2 separate regions of the Homo sapiens genome follow, and region 2 is linked to region 1. A link is a loop called in an ENCODE intact Hi-C map of the cell type or tissue named here. Cell type or tissue: heart right ventricle. All regions are shown on one strand.

Region 1 (2,500 bases):
GAAAGTCCTAACAGTGTCAGCTCCAGGTAAGGAATGTGCTGCACCCTGCCGACCAGCTCAGTACTCTAGGCTCAGCCCATCCCCATCTGATGGGGCCAGGAAGAGTCACAGAGGACTGTGAGATCTGGGAGAAAGAGAGAAAGCCATTTTTTTTTTCATGATGAAGAAGGTGGTGAGCAGGTCATGGGCAATAGCAACACAGATTAACCTGGGAAAAAGTTCTGAAGAAAATTGGGACATTCAGCTCTGCCAAGACAGTCAGACCAGGGTGAGCTACTGGGGGCTGGCAAATGGTCAGGGGTTACACTGTCCCCAGCCTAGGACCCAGCCAGCCTTGGCCGTGGCCCCAGACAAAGACTTGCCCCACTTGCTGATCTCCCAGAGGCAGAGGCCAGATTCCTTCCAGCCCAGGGAGTCTCTGGACAAGTCATAAAAGTGTTTCCTCCAAGTCTCTGTCTGGTCCTGCTAGAAAAAAATTGTCCATCTGTCAGTCTGCAGGTGAGTGGGGCTGGGTGCCGTGACTTACGCCTGTAATCCCAGCACTTTGGGAGGCTGAGGCAGGAGGATTGCTCAAGACCAGGAGCTCGAGACCACTTAAGCAACATAGACCCCACCTCTACAAATAAAAATGTAAAAATTAACCAGGTGTAATGGTGCGTATTTGTAATCCTAGTTATTAGGGAGGCTAAGGTGAGAGGATGGCTTGAGCCCAGGAGTTTGAGGCTGCAGTGAGCCATAATCGTGCCACTGCAAGCTTGGATGACATAGTGAGACACTATCCCTTTTTTTTTTATGGTGTGGGGGGATGGAGTTTCACTCTTTCGCCCAGGCTGGAGTGAAGTGGCGTGATCTCAGCTCACTGCACCCTCCGCCCGCCAGGTTCAAGCGATTATCCAGCCTCAGCATCCCAAGTAGCTGGGATTATAGGTGCCTGCCATCATGCCTGGCTAATTTTGTACTTTTAGTAGAGACGGGGTTTCGCCACGTTGGCCAGGCTGGTCTGGAAATCCTGACCTCCAGTGATCCACCCGCCTTGGCCTCCCAAAGTGCTGAGATTACAGGCGTGAGCCACCACCCCCTATCTCTTAAGAAAGGCCGACGCTATCTCTTAAGAAAGAAAGCAAAGGAAGAAAGAGAACGAGGTGACCGCACCAGTCACCTTCAGATTGATGGATGAACAGACAAAATTTCCGATGTTCCCTGAGCCAGGGCTAAGGCATCAGCCCAGAATCCTCTTCTCGGATGACTCAGGAGCGCCCCCTTCTGTCTGGTTTGGCTGAAACCAGTGTGGGGGGCGGGGAGAAAGAATGATTAAAGTAGATTCTAATCACAATGCCCAAAGACAGCCGCTGCAGGAGCAGGCCCTACCAGAAGGGTCCTCACTTTAGGCTGCCCCCCGATACTGCCACAGCCTGAATCAGAGCTGGACTTCCTCAAGGGGGATCAGGGACCAAGGAGGAGAATGTCTAAAGCGCAGTCGACCTGAGAGGACGCCTAGGCTGTCATACCTGGGCCTGGCAGCCTGGCCTCTGGGCACATGCCTAGAGCTCTGGAGGCCATCCAGCCTGCAGATGTCCCCAGCTTCATGAGAAAAGTCATGGTCTGTGTAGAAAGACCAGGCTCTTCCTCTGAGCCTAAGAAAGAAAGGGCTGAGACAGTCAATTATCTCAGGGCTATGAGTGTGTTGTCGGGGGATCAGCCAGCCATGGGAAGCACAAGAGGGGAGATGCTGCTTCTCCCCAGCAACTGCCCCCAGAGCCAATGAGACATGTTTCCCAAAGGACCTCCAGCTTCCTGTGTACAGGTGCAGAAGAGACCCGCAGACTCCTCTGGTGTTTAGTTCTAACATTCCATAACCTACAGGATTCTCTCTCCTGGACCATCTGCAGCTGCCCTTTCCCAGTTTATTCGTTAGTCTGATTTTTTTAAATTAATTAATTTATTTATTTGCCATATAGAGTCCACATTGGATCTTCAGTCTGATTTAAATCCATCTTGCTGCATCTGAATGACAGCTAGAAGAGAGGGAGGGGGAAAGCAAAGGGGATGCTGAGAAACTGAGGAGGAGAAAGACAAAACAAGGAGAAGGAGTGGAGAGAGAACTGAAGGAGTGGAGAGAGGAAGACCCGAGCAAGTACCTGAGAGGAGCCATCTGCCCGGTGGAGAACAGCTTCTGCATTGTCCCTAGTCACTCTCCCTGTCAACACTTCATAGCTGCAAGTCCATGCTCGCACTACATGTAGGCGTGGACACACACACATACACACACACATCACATACTTAGGCTGTGGAGAAGGCCTGGCTGTGTGTGGGGCTTGAGGGGCAGTCTGCCCCCTCCTGAATACTTATCTTCTCCTCCTCACACCTCCCCACCCCTCAGCCTTCCAGCACTAGTTCTTTGTGCTTTCAAAGCAGCTCCCTCCCAGAATGCTACCTCCAGGAAGTGCTGAGCTGAGAGAATGGGGGAATGGAAGGAAGGGGAGCTAGTCCTCTTCCCCCG
Region 2 (2,500 bases), 290 kb before region 1:
AACTCCTCAGGGGTCTGCCACCCAGACAAAGATCACAGGTCAGACACATCTCTGGGCCACCAGCCCCCAGCCACCCTGAGCCTCTTGGCCAGGTGCACGGAGGCCCAGAATTCTGGATTTTAATGTGCAGTGTTCTGAACAGTATGGTGAATAAAGTCAAAATCACTCAGCATTTGTCTCGAGCCTCTGCTTCACTGGTGCACACGCTGGGCTGCCTGGCCCACAGCAGGCCTGGGCTGGTTTCACTGTGTGTGGGGCTCAATTGCTATCACTGAGTCAATTCACTATTTCTTTGTAAGACATGATTGTTTTTTTTTTTCCTTTGAGACAGAGTCTCGCTCTGTCACCCAGGCTGGAGTGCAGTGGCGTGATCTTGGAATCAATGCAACCTCCGCCTCCCGGGTTCAAGAGATTCACCTGCCTCAGCCTCCCAAGTGGCTGGGATTAGAGGCAACATGCCACCATGCCCGGCTAATTTTTGTATTTTTAGTAGAGACGGGGTTTCACCATGTTGGTCAGGCTGGTCTTGAACTCCTGACCTCAGGTGATCTGCCTGCCCTGGCCTCCCAAAGTGCTGAGATTACAGGCGTGAGCCACTTGTGCCCAGTGACATAAGGTTTTTACTTCCTAATTTACTTCCCCAACACCGGCATTTTAAGACAAAGATGAGAACTGTCCTGGGTAGAAAAGGTACTGACTTAAAAATAGAGGTGTTTTGTATAGTATTAAGCGGATTTGTATAACTTTCCTACTTTATGACAAAAAGAAAATTAAATAACTGGGCCTTCTGTTAGGGTACCAAGGCTGCTTGGAGGAGTAAAAATAGGCAATGTATTTTAAAGTATTCTTTTGACTTTCATCAAAAGAAAAGAGGGGAGAATATGGCAGGTGAGGGCTGAGTAAATACCCAAGGGACTGATTACTGGTCCTAGCTCTTTGCTTTAATTATGAAATAAAATTCTTATTTTGTACCAACTACCAGCCTCTCATGATTAGCTACTGACTTGAAACATAATGTTGTCCTCTGGCAGTTATCAGTAAGGGGGCAGCAGGCAGAACAGCTGGGGTTGGCGCTCAGCCCAGCCGGCTGGCCTGTGACAGGAGGGCAGTGAGGCGAGTCTCTCGTCTGTGTACCAGGACATAGTCCAAGCCCAGCCCAAGGACTTGCAGTGAGGTTCAAACAAGAAGATATGCAAGAAACATTCTGGAACCACCAAGAACGTGCTGTGCAAAGGCTGGGCCTGTCCCTTGATGAGGTGAGAACAGTGGACGCTCACGCAGGGGACCAGACAGCATGTCGGTGTGAGGTCCTGGAGGCCGATGGACTCGGTGGCACAAAACACAATGCCAGCACTGACAGTTTTAACGCTGCAGTCACACATGCCTTCGGGACTGGCATGCAATCAATCAGTTAAGGGGCTTTTCAAAGGACCACCTCCTAACATCATCTCTACCTCCCCAGCACCCCATCGCAGACCCAAGAACCGTTCTTGCCAAGAAAACCGAGTACTCTCATTCATTCATTCATTCATTCATTCATTCATTCATTATCTCTCTGCCAAGCACTGTTCTGGGCCCTAAAGATACAAAGTGACAAACAGACAAAAATTCCTCTCGCATATTCTAATGGAAGAAATGACAACAAAGTAAGCAAATGAATTATATGACACATCAAAAGTGACCAGTGCTATGAAGAAAGCAGTGATGAATAAAGGGAGATTTTAATTCTATATGGGTGTTTGGAAAAGTCTCACGAGAAGGTGCTCTCAAGGAGGGGGAAGGGGGGGCGGGTGGCAGCATAGAGGCCGTGGGGAAGGGGCATTGGCCCAGGGAACTGCGTGAATAGCAAGGAGGCCACAGAAGGGGGGCTTAGCTCACTGCCCCCATGTCACCGGCTTGCCTGGAACCCCATGAGTACAAGAGGAGATCAGCAGGAAATAAGGTTGGAGAAGTGACAGGTTCCAGTCCCAGAAGGCCTCGTAGGCCAGCATAAAGAATGAGTGACGTGGCGGCCTGTGGAGACGCTGGCACAGAGGATAACATGATCTGATTGAAGCTTACAGAAATCGCTCTGGCTGCCCTGTGGCTCATGAGACTGTAGGCACCCAGGATGGGAACAGGGAACCAGCTGAGTGGCACCTGCATGAACCCGGGTGAGAGGTGCTGGTGGCTTAGACGAGGGTGAGAACATGTTCAGGTTCTCTACTGTGAACGGAGAGCCAAAAGAATTCACAGATAAAGCAGATGTGAGGTATGGGACAAAAGGGAAATAAAAGATTCGAGGTCTGGGCCCGAGCAAGGGAAGACGGAGTCACTATCAACTAACATGTGCTGCCTGGGTGGAGCAAGTGAGAGGGAGGAGGCAAGGTGCGCAGACAGGTGTGGAACTTAGGAGAGTCGGCCTCTAGACAGGACTCTGAAGAGGTCAAGGACTTCCCAGCAGGCCACACCCGTGTTTCACAGGCTGAGGAGATGGGGAGAAACCAGCCAAGGAGACTGA

What was found. A loop is a pair of places that touch in the nucleus more often than their neighbours do. Peaks named below come from ENCODE experiments on the same cell type or tissue, not always from the same donor. Only the 100,000 strongest peaks of a DNase experiment are listed, where the experiment ranks them.
Region 2: it touches region 1 in a loop (2.4-fold over the local background); 12 of 110 quality-filtered maps call a loop at or near these places.

Annotation. Positions count from the first base shown.
Region 1 is chr5:138,640,773-138,643,272 of GRCh38, reverse strand. No RefSeq gene overlaps it. Among named protein-coding and RNA genes, the nearest start is that of HSPA9, 67 kb to the right of the region's middle. RefSeq lists enhancers at 1,179-1,258, 1,269-1,348, 918-1,471, 1,472-2,025. In heart right ventricle, a CTCF peak has its summit at 1,270 (motif pointing left); a DNase peak (open chromatin) is centred at 1,252.
Region 2 is chr5:138,926,760-138,929,259 of GRCh38, reverse strand. CTNNA1 (catenin alpha 1) reads right to left here. Exons shown (of 18, transcript NM_001903.5): 14 at 1-14. Among named protein-coding and RNA genes, the nearest start is that of LRRTM2, 53 kb to the right of the region's middle. In heart right ventricle, no CTCF peak of the experiment used is centred here; a DNase peak (open chromatin) is centred at 1,169; H3K27ac peaks cover 2,500 bases.